Regions from separate parts of the Homo sapiens genome. Here region 1 is linked to region 2. Evidence: chromatin loops called from intact Hi-C (ENCODE). Cell type or tissue: ovary. All regions are shown on one strand. Links, peaks and the distances in the headings refer to the core of each region. The heading gives the core; the rest is flanking DNA.

Region 1 (5,372 bases), core at 230-5,229, 100 kb after region 2:
GCACCTTCTGGATAATTCTCTTCGTCTTGTACTGTTGAAGCAGTGGAAAACTTTTTGGATTGTTTTCTCCCTCAACTGTGAGACCTGCTTCATATGCAAGTTCTCCAAGGGAAGCAGAGCTTGGCTGAGGCCGGCAGGGCCTATACCTCCCTGCGTTGGACCCGTGCCTAGCTGGGTGAAGTGCCCTGTGGTTTACATTGTAGGAGGCATGAGAAAGCATCCTTCTCTGTTTGGTTTTGTTTGATCTTCTCTGTGCTCAGGTCTTCAAGGGGAAATACAGGCCCAAGAGTCTGAGTTCAGCCCAGTTTGCAACCATAGCCCTGGAGTCATTCAGGCTGAACTAAAACAAGGCCCTAGTGGTGTTCCTGAAATCTTACCCCAGCTAAAGTATGGAACCTGCTCTGAGCCTCCGAGAGGGAGTTTTGCCCCCACTGACTCCCACTCTCACACCCTTAACCTCAAGTGGTTTTCTTGGCAGGAAAGACTTCTAGCAAGCCAGAGTTTCTAAAGCATTCTTTAATTCTGAAAGGTCAGGAGAGGACTTTGCCCAGCCAAGATAATGTTTCTGCTGTGCTATAATACGTTTCACTTCTTAGGTTAGGACAAAACACAGGGTATTTTCTGGCTCTGCCACAGAGATGAAATGTGTGGCTGCCTTGTGGGCTCTGCACAAACAGCTCCTGCCCTACAAAAGGTACCTGTAGATACTATCCAGAGGGGAGTCGCCTGCCAAGTGCAGGAACCATCAACAAAGGACCCAGACTGGGATTCAGCCGTAAAGGGGACCATTCGCTAACTTCAGGGGCTCCTTTATATGTGGGAAAGGAATCAAAAGTGCATTTTAGAGCATATGAAGATCCTGTAAGATGGTAGAAAATGAAGTCAAAATGGGAGAAACAGCCTGGTGTCTGAAATAAGTTTCATTTGAATTTTAATTAAAACAAAATACACTTTAATGAGAGGTGTCAGCAAACAGTGAGAGGTAGTATTTGTTGAACACTTGCTATATGACAGGTGTTTCACTCTTCATTTAATCCTCATTTACTTCTCAACAACTCTAAGAGCTACTCCCGATCTGCAGTTGAAGACACTGAGGCATGGGAGGTCACTCAGGAATCTCTGACACAGGCACCTGTGCCTTGGCCACTCTACAGTGAACACTTCCTCTTTTCCACCTGCTTCCCTGTTCGCACCCCTGACCACCTGACAGGCTCCGACTCTGTGATTCCACTGATCCTATCAGAGAGACAACAGCTTCCTTTGTTGCCTTAAAGTTGTGTCCAGGCTCCTGCTCATTTGCATTCTAGGCCAGCCCACAGGTGAATCTTACTTTGGACACAGAATTCTCTTTAAAGAATTCTGAAAACAGTGATAAGCAGAAACGTCTCCTTGGTTTCAGGACAAATGGATCAGATCCAAGCCCAGAGAAAATCTTGAGAGAAGAAAGATGCTGGCCGGGCGCGGTGGCTCACGCCTGTAATCCCAGCACTTTGGGAGGCCGAGACGGGCGGATCACAAGGTCAGGAGATCGAGACCATCCTGGCTAACACGGTGAAACCCCGTCTCTACTAAAAATACAAAAAATTAGCCGGGCATGGTGGCGGGTACCTGTAGTTCCAGCTACTCGGAAGGCTGAGGCAGGAGAATGGCGTGAACCCAGGAGGCGGAGCTTGCAGTGAGCCGAGACCACGCCACTGCACTCCAGCCTGGGCAACAGAGTGAGATTCCGTCTCAAAAAAAAAAAAAAAAAAAAAAGAAAGATGCTAAAATAAAATTTAAAATCCATTAAGAAAATGTTTTTCATTAATTTTATAATCTTAAACTCAGTGTTTGAATATGCACTACATTTTAAAGATTCATCTCCATAGGCAGAATCAAAATTTAATTTCTAAAGGAGGTTGATTTCTAGGTCTCCTTATTAACATAAATGCATACTCATGTACCATCATCTGGACTAGACAGTGCTTGAGTTAGAAAGAACCCCAGGGTTCTCATGACCCACCACTTCATCTTGTGATGAGAAGCCTTCACTAAAAAAGGCCACACGACTCATCTAAGGTTTTACAGCCAGTAAACAGCTGGGCAGAGACCTGAATCCACCATTTAGTACCATGGGCCCACCAGAACTGCAGAGTGGTTCTTTCTTACCATGCCTCAAAGTAAAGAAATGGAAACATAGACAGAGAGAGTCAGAGATGAGCTTGGAATCCCTCCTTCCCTCCTTCAGCCACTATGAATACCAGGCAATATGGATTTCATCAGGTACAGTTGTTAACTAAGTAACTTGTTCTAATCCTATGATAACCTTCAGTTTAGTGCCCTGGTTCTCTAAATTTTTCTTCCCAAAAGTCATTCAGGGTCAAGACCTCTTGCAAAGGCCTTTGTGGGGAAGCAATGGATAGTCAGGATTAGTGAATGCCCGGCTCAAGCTGTGAGTCCCTGGAAATGCTCTCAATTAAGGGCCTTGGTTCAAACACACCTTCATGCACAGCAAGGAAACAAGAAAGCCTCCTGTCCTGTTCCTTAATTCAGAAAGCTACCTCTTGCCAAATTTCTTTATAAGAAGGAGCTGGCTTAGGGAAGGCTCCATAACCATGTCATTGTGGAGGTCAGTGTGGCCTGTGGGAACCCAGGGGACCAACTTGAGAGGGTGATTATCAAGTTGTAATTTAAGTTGTAATTTACTGCAGTGTGGATATAAGTTGTTCTGGGATTTTCAAGTCCATTAATGAGAACCCAAGAGAACATTGGTTTCCATAAGGGAAATGATAATATCATTTTGGAAGATTTTTTTTTCATTATCATGAAAGCTGGATTATGGACTCATATTGCATATCAGCCCATAGTGCTCTTACTAAAAGCCTGTTAATCCTCAAGAACTATCACTGGAGACTTAACCCCAGCAGCAGCTGGAACAACAAAAGCAAGAGCTTTCTTTTCCTCTAATAGTCTGGCTAGTTTATGGTTTTCAGAAGGAAAAAAAAGGTTATATAATCAACACTTTTCAAGAAAATAGTAATTTAACAAGGCTGAAGCTACACCATTTGAAACTCAACATCTATCACCAAGCTCTTTGTGGATTTATGTGGCAGAGAGGAAAATGAAGCCTATGATCCTGATGAAAGCATGTTACCTGTCAATCACCACTTTTCTGAATCTTGCCTCCCTGCAGGGTGTGAAGGAGCATAAGTGTGGGATTTGTGGGCGGGAGTTCACCCTGCTGGCCAACATGAAGCGACACGTGCTGATCCACACCAACATCCGCGCCTACCAGTGTCACCTCTGCTACAAGAGCTTCGTGCAGAAGCAGACCCTCAAGGCACACATGATCGTCCACTCTGACGTGAAGCCTTTCAAATGCAAGGTGGGCAGTGGGACTAGAGAGGAACCAGAGGGTTGTGCAAATGCCTGATGGGAAAGGGTCCCCAGGGAGCCTTCTACTCTGTTTCATCAGTGGGGCTACGGGGGCTCAGAGTAGGTCCGTGGCCAACCCCAGGTCCCATCTGCCACTCTATCCCTCTCTGCACGCCCCACTTACATCATGCCAGGCTGGAGGTCCCTAAGGAGCCTGCCCTATTTGTCTCACTGTGGCATCCATGCCCAGGGGTAGAGCCAGGCACTAGGGAAAGGTCTGAGGGTGGAAGGCCCTTTTGGAGAAGGAGGCTGTTAAAGGATGCAAGTAATGTGGAGAGCCTTTGTTCTAGAGAGGAGAAGGCAAGTTTAGCCTTCTTCTCCTTACAAGGCAATGAGCAGGACATAGAAAAGAGTCAGAGAAGCTTCTAGCACAGCTTCCCCCCCACCCACCGCCACCTCCTCTCCTCTCCTTGCCTCTTGACACTTGGGCTGAGCCATATGTTTAGTTTGAGGGCAGGCCTCCTAGAGACGGTGAGAGGGATTCCAAAGCTAGCCCCTCAGAGGCCCTCAGAAATGCTTGCTGGGGCTGTGGAATAACTGCGAGCACAGTCACTTCAAGTGCCTTTCACCTATTGCTAAGTGCCATGTAGCACAGGGATGGAGCATCTTTGTTAAAATATCTGTTAGACTAATTTGGTTGGGTTTGTATTTCATCAGCCGAGAAAACGTGTGAGCTGGAGATTTGTAAAACCCAAGGCGCTGACGGGCATTACTCAGAAATGCTCCGGCTCCCCGAGGCTGTCCCCACCCCACAAGAGTGTTTCCTCTCTCTACTTCTAAAATGAGGAGAGAGCATTGGCCATGACTGGGTTTAATCCGAGTGATGTACTGGCCAAGTGTCATCCGGTCATGAAGAAGGCTGAGGGGGAAGAAGAGGGAAATTACCACATTCAGATATCGTTACAGCCCTTCTGTTTGAAATGGAGGTTTTTTCTCTCTGCTACTGGGTACCTAATCGGGTTCAAATGATACTCTGCTGATCTATATTCCTGAAGTGGGGTTCCCTGTTTCCAGGGACTGTTCCTGCTTTAATACCTCTGCAGTGTGGCCCCACTTGAAGGAATCCCCTGTGAAGCTGACTTCTTTCCTGTGTTGGCAACTCTTGGAAGGGGTGAGGGGTCAGACACCAGAGCTTCCCTAGACCTGTGTGGGCATTGTCCAGAGGTGGGAGAGGGAGGCTTCTCCCTCCAGCCCTTTTCCTGCCACCCACTTCTGTTTCCCCTCCTTTTCTTCATATTCCCAGTGGTTCGAAAGTCAATTTACATCCGTCTAAAGCAAGAATCAGCTTCATGCAGCACAGGCCACATATTTTTCAGGACTCAATGCAAAATGGAAATGCAAGGCTCCTTGTTCAAACATTACCAGGAGTTAAAGATGATGGAAGCAGAGCATTAAGCCAAACTCAGGAGCTTTCTGACTATGGGACCTTGTGTTGTATGCCCATGAAGTGAGGCCTTGGCTGCATGCAGCGATGGACTCCACGGCCTCCTCTTCTCTCTCTCTTTAGGGACTTCTTTCATTTCCTTCCCACTTCACTGAGCCCCCAGAGCACTTCACATTTCACAGAGCTGTTTCTTCTTGCAAAGGGTTTACTGTCTCCTACAATGGAGGTTCAAGCAGGTCTCTTTGCCATTCTTCATTCCTTGTGTTGAGTTTACTCTTGGGCTTCAAGCATTAACTGAATTTTTAATCTTATCAACTGATAGTGGTGGAGTCAAGTTGCTAAAATATGAAGAGAGCCATTAACATAGTTTATAATCCCCTGAAAATTCACATCTGTCAAGTTCAGCCATCTCCTACCTCCACCTCATCAATTCTGGTCCAGTAGCAGTGGTAAAACCAGGCAGAAAACGTTCCTGAAATATAGGGTTAGGTCAGGGGGCAAAGCCAGTGTAGGTTGTGTGTGGTTTGAGGGTACAAAGGCATTTCTGCTTCTCTACCCTCAGGGGCTTGGAGGA
Region 2 (5,372 bases), core at 100-5,099:
AAGATAGTTATCAGAAAGTGGGAGAATATTACCCTCTTCCACTCTTGTTCGATATTGTACTTTTGATGTTCACTCCTTGCTTAAAGCTTCTGGCACTGTAAGTAAAACCGTGATGGGACTTTAGAAGACAGTTTCCCTGGTCAAATTAAATAGGGAGCTGCCAAAAATACCTACATCTGGACTCACTCAAGATCTATTAAATGAGAGTCCCTGAGGCCCAGCCCCTCACTCCTCCTTGATTCTAACTTACAGCCAGAGCTGAGAACCACTGGTCTAGGCCTTGGAGGCATTTGTGTATTGAATCAAAGAACAGCCAGGTGGTGTGGCTCAGCAGGTAACTCAAACTTGACTCAAGCAAGAAATGGGAATTTATTAGGTGGCCTAAAGATAGTATAGGCTTTAGCACGGGGGCGGGCGGGGGGCAGGAAGGGGGAAACAAGACAAATTAGTGAACTTGAGGCTGTATCAGGGGTAGGGGAGAAGAGATGAGGTTGCAGGGAACACTGGTGCTTCCTGCCAAGGTCACACCATTCTGTTCCTGAACAAGACCTTAAAAAGCTGACTTTCACCCAAGGGTAAAATCAGCCTTAAAAACAGGTGGATTGCTGTCTCAAATGAATCAAACAATATGGGTTGAAGAGGGTGGGCCTTCCCAGGACCAGAGACAGACCTGCAGGAATAATAACAGTCAGAACTATTAGGTTGTGTAAGACTTTGATTTGGAAGGCAATGCTGCAATGAACATGGTATCTTGAGAAAGCGCAGTTAGCAGAAGCAGCAGTGCCAGAAGCCCTAATAGATGCCTTGCAGGCCTGAACAGGTGGTGCAAGCTGTGAGGCCCATGCCAGCTGCTGCAGCAGGAAGAATCTGCAGGAGAATCTGGTGATGGGATTTGAGAAGCCTTTCTGGCTTCATGGCTTCCAAGCTGGATTCCCCAGCCTTCCTAGGGATTCTGGTCCTCAGCATCCCTTAATAAACGGCTGTTGTGCTTAAACCAACAGAAGCTCTGTGTTTATAATTAATATCTCCGAATGACACACATTCATTCTCATTTAACATTCATTCAATCCAGTGGGATAGAAGATATTATCCCTATTTAATAGAAAAGAAATCAAAAATCAGAGAAGTTAAGAAGCTTGTCCGAGGCCAGACAGCCAGAAAACGGCAACACTGGAGTCAGATTCACACGTGAATGATCCCGAAGCCCATGCTCCTTCTCTGTCCGGCTCCAGGAAAGGGGCCACATACGCAGCGTAGCAGCAGCGAGCCTGTCTTTGGCGCGGCCTCCTTTGTCTTCGTGGTTCAGTTGAGAAAAATGACCTGAGCCCCAAGGTTGCCTAAAATTTGCCTGCTAGCGTCTGCCTTTTACTAAAGTTCCTCACAAGAATGTGGGCTCTGATTGGATGCTTCTACGGTTTTGTGTTTTTGTACTTCATAATTTCCTAGCAAAGTGTCTCTCTGAAAAATGACTTCCTTTCAGCATTGAACTACAGGAAAAGAGATTTTTCCCATGTCTAAGCCAGTGGCAGGGTGGTCATACGTGTGTGGCTCGGAGACCCAGTTTTAGAAGAACTGAGGCAGGTGGTGAGTGTCCAGGAGAGAAGAAACCCGGGGTCACTGTTGGCCCCTCTTCCTGAGGGCAGCTCACAGATGCCACCTACCCGTGGCCCCCAGAAACAATGTATTTAGACCCCAAACCACTGTTCTAGAATAGCTCTATCCAACTTCCAGTTCTCTAGTTCAGGAAAGTCCCTGAATTTAAAAGCTGGAAGAGACCTTACAAATTTCATTTTGCATATGAGAAAACTCAGAAAGGATTTTCCTGAGGTCACACAATTAGTGGCTGGGCAGGATTATTGCTTACAACAGAAACTACAGAAAAAAAAATTGCTTAAAGCAAAAAAAGCATATGGCTCTTTATGCTTCACAATTTACCTGGGAGACATATACCGAGAGATGAGACATCGTGTGAACTGTAAACGTCCTACAGGAACACAGGCGTGGGGGACCACGGAGGCCGCAGCGGTTAGAAAAGGCTTCAGGGGAGGTGAGGGGCTAGCGTGGGCCCCTGGAGGACGAACAGGAGAGCCTGGCAGAGAGAGGGCGACGGCGAGGAAAGGAGCAGAGAGACAGGGCCCCTCTCTGGCTGGGCCTAAGGAAGGGGAGGAACCCTGCCACCCCACCTCACCCCACCCCTGCTCAAATCTCTGGATCCTGGAGCAAAAATGGGAAAAAGCGACCAGACAGCACTGCGGGGTGGCTCCTCCTTCTCTCAGAGAGTGTTAAGCAAGCCCATGTGTTGGGACGCGGCTAAGGGGATCCGGGCATGCTTGGCGGGCGGCCAGGAGGAGGCGCCCGCCCCTGCCCGAAGCAGCCCCTCTGGGCCCCTCCCCGCCGCCCTTCGCTCTGTCCTCCGCCTGGCTCCGTACTGTAGGCTCCCAGTCACCTCTCCACCCGCCTCCCTCGTCGGTCGCCTATTGCTGCTTTAGCCGTGAAAGGCCCAGAACACGCTGCCTTTTCCAGTTAACGTGGGGGCTGGAGGGAAGGAGAGAGCTCGTGCTCCCCTCCTTTTCCCTCCTTTGTCCTCACCCCTGCCCTGCTTGTCTAGGCGAAGGAGGCCCAGGAAAGCGGCCCTGCACGCAGCTCTGCCGGCCTCAGCTCGCGCAGTCCACCCTTAGATCTTACAACTGAAGGTGGCGCTTTCAAATCCCCGTTTCATTACCTATTTGTGCTTCCTATCTACCGGATACCGCGAACTGCTCTTCATGCTACAGGGGGAGAAAAAGATGCATTCAGACCTTCAGTTTGTTTACTACAGTAACCATGACGCTGGAAGACCGGGCGTGCAATATAAAACCCAGGAAGGGAGCGATTAAAAGAATAGAAACAAGACAAACAGGCAACACAGCCCAAATCCCAGAAAGCAGAAGGGGCATTGCTCTCAGGTTGCTGCCTCGGCCCCGTCAGCCGGGGAGAAGGGCTTTTTGGAGCATTTGTTAAGTGCCACAAAGCCCTACCAGGATTGATAAAAAGCGTTTTCCTCTGAGGTTTTCATGCATTCCTTCAACAAATATTTACCAAGTGCCTAATATGTTACAAACATTGTTCTAATTGACAGACATCTTTGCCCTCATAAGAACTGACATTATCATGGAGGAAAGAGAAAATAAAGAACAAACATAATAAATAAGTGAATTACATATTGGAAGGTAATTTTTAAAAAACAGAGCAAGCTAACAGCATGAGTGTGTGGGGATTCCAGTTTTAAAGAGAGTGGCCTGGGTGGGCCCCAGGGGGAAACCTGCTGGCAGGAAATAGGCAATCCCAGATTAGCCTGCTGTGCCTATGAGCTCACGGGCCCTTCCTTGTGCTCATACATGTGCATAGAGCTGGAGACCCTTGCAGAGGGTGGCTGTCTTTTACTGCTTGAATAGGATGAGAGGTGGGGCATCAGTTATTCACACTTTAATAGACCATTGCAGCTTTGACTTCCCCTGCTTCCATTCCTAACCTCTGGAGAGCTGCGAAATGGTGCCGATTTCCGAAAACAGGTAGGAAGGTAAGGGAGGAAAAAACCCTAAAATGAGGAGTTGTGTGCTTTGGAGAGGCACTGGCATCCCCGGATTGACTCCTGAGAAAGCTAATGGAAGATGGATCCAGGTTTAGGGTAGGAACTAGCTATTTATCTACTAGTCAAGGGACATATTTTAACCATCCTGAATTAGATTTTGCAATCAGGTTGATAATAATGACAATAATAATTAAAATAGCTGGTGTTTATTGAGTACTTACTAGGTAACAGGTATCGTGCATAGGTTTCACATGTAACCTTTTAGTTTTTTCTTCAGCTAGAATGTCATGTAAGCTCCATGAGAGTAGAGACTTTATTTTGTTCACTGCTGTGTCAGAATCAATGCCTGGCACCTAGATGGCACTCACTGCACGAATGAATGAATGATTGCATTCTGGTAAAGAGGTTCAAGGCGCTCCTGCTCTGGGCCTTACAATGAGATGCTGAGGAGGTTTTAGGCCCTTCCTCTTCTTCAGAGTGCAGCAAACATAACACATACCTGTTTCTTGTTATTGTTGACTGCTCTATAGATACTCCAGGCATTGTTAGAGGGACAGTTTCTTCTCTTTACTGTGTTTTCCACCCTCCCCATCTCCTTGATGGGCAGGTGGTTAGAGGAGGAAAAAAAGGGGGTGAGGGGAAAACAAAACTTTATCTTGCCATTCATCCATGACTTCATTTACATTTAGTTCTTACAACAACCCATTTTACAGAAGAGGAAACTGAGACTCAGAAAGATTAAGCAGCTGTCAAGGTCTTGTGCAAGTTAATGCCAAGGAGCCTCAGCCCCTGGATCTGTGCTCTTACCCATTACACTAGATGGCAGGGCAAAGAATGCAATATCACTATTCTGCATTTTTTCTGTTGTTTCGCTTACCCCATCTCCAGGGGTAGGGCAATGTTTAGGGCAGGTTCCCTACTGTCTAGGGGGATATTTAAAAGCATGCCAAATATTTTGACAATGAATTCAAAGCAAGAGATCACATTATTTTCTTTCTTGGAATTAACAGTGAACTGGCTAGAGTTCATTATTACTAACAGTTGGCTCAGTGGAGGAATATTGGGCCATGAAGCTTATTTGGGCACAGGGTGTTTGTTGTTGTTCGGCTGCTTACCTCCTTTGGGGTTGTCAAGGAATAGGGGTTTGTTAGTGCCTATTATACATTTGGTGCTTAAGCAAGTTACTGAGTGGGGAGGGGCAGGAAGGATTAAAATTGCAGCAGAAGTCCTGCTTAATCTGACTGCACTGATGGCTGGCAGCTACTAAAGAGAATAATAATAAAAAAGACTACTACCAGACCATCCTGGCTAACACAGTGAAACCCCATCTCTACTAAAAATACAAAAAATTAGCCGGGCATGGTGGTGGGCACCTGTAGTCCCAGCTACTCAGGAGGCTGAGGCAGGAGAATGGCGTGAACCCAAGAGGCAGAGGTTGCAGTGAGCCGAGATCGTGCCATTGCACTCCAGCCTGGGCGACAGAGTGAGACTCCATCTCAAAAAAAAAAAAAACAAAAAAAAAAACAAATAAAAAAACTACTACCTAAAACATTTTAATTGTACATATACCTGAAGTTAATATGTAAACATATAAATTCATATAAATACATATACATATAAATTCAATTGTCAGTTTTTCATGGAAAGCTAAGACCTGTGCTTTGGTTCTAGATCAGCTGATAAGAGTTCCGTATGATCTTTCTGGAATACATCATATCCATAGTGAATAATCTATTATTTCCAGTTTTGGTTTCTTTCAAGTGACTCAACAACATAAAGACAGTTTTCATGCAAGCTGACT

What was found. Peaks named below come from ENCODE experiments on the same cell type or tissue, not always from the same donor. Only the 100,000 strongest peaks of a DNase experiment are listed, where the experiment ranks them.
Region 1: it touches region 2 in a loop (3-fold over the local background); 2 of 110 quality-filtered maps call a loop at or near these places.

What each region holds. Positions count from the first base shown.
Region 1 is chr5:72,454,396-72,459,767 of GRCh38, reverse strand. It overlaps ZNF366 (zinc finger protein 366), which reads left to right. Exons shown (of 5, transcript NM_152625.3): 3 at 3,173-3,364. Among named protein-coding and RNA genes, the nearest start is that of ZNF366, 50 kb to the left of the region's middle. RefSeq lists an enhancer at 106-255. In ovary, for the core only: no CTCF peak of the experiment used is centred there; no DNase peak of the experiment used is centred there.
Region 2 is chr5:72,554,017-72,559,388 of GRCh38, reverse strand. It overlaps LOC102503427 (a long non-coding RNA gene), which reads right to left and starts at 2,312. Exons shown (of 4, transcript NR_105008.1): 1 at 1,936-2,312. RefSeq lists a silencer at 2,702-2,751. In ovary, for the core only: no CTCF peak of the experiment used is centred there; DNase peaks (open chromatin) are centred at 2,158, 2,208 and 2,917; H3K4me3 peaks cover 882 bases; H3K27ac peaks cover 1,905 bases.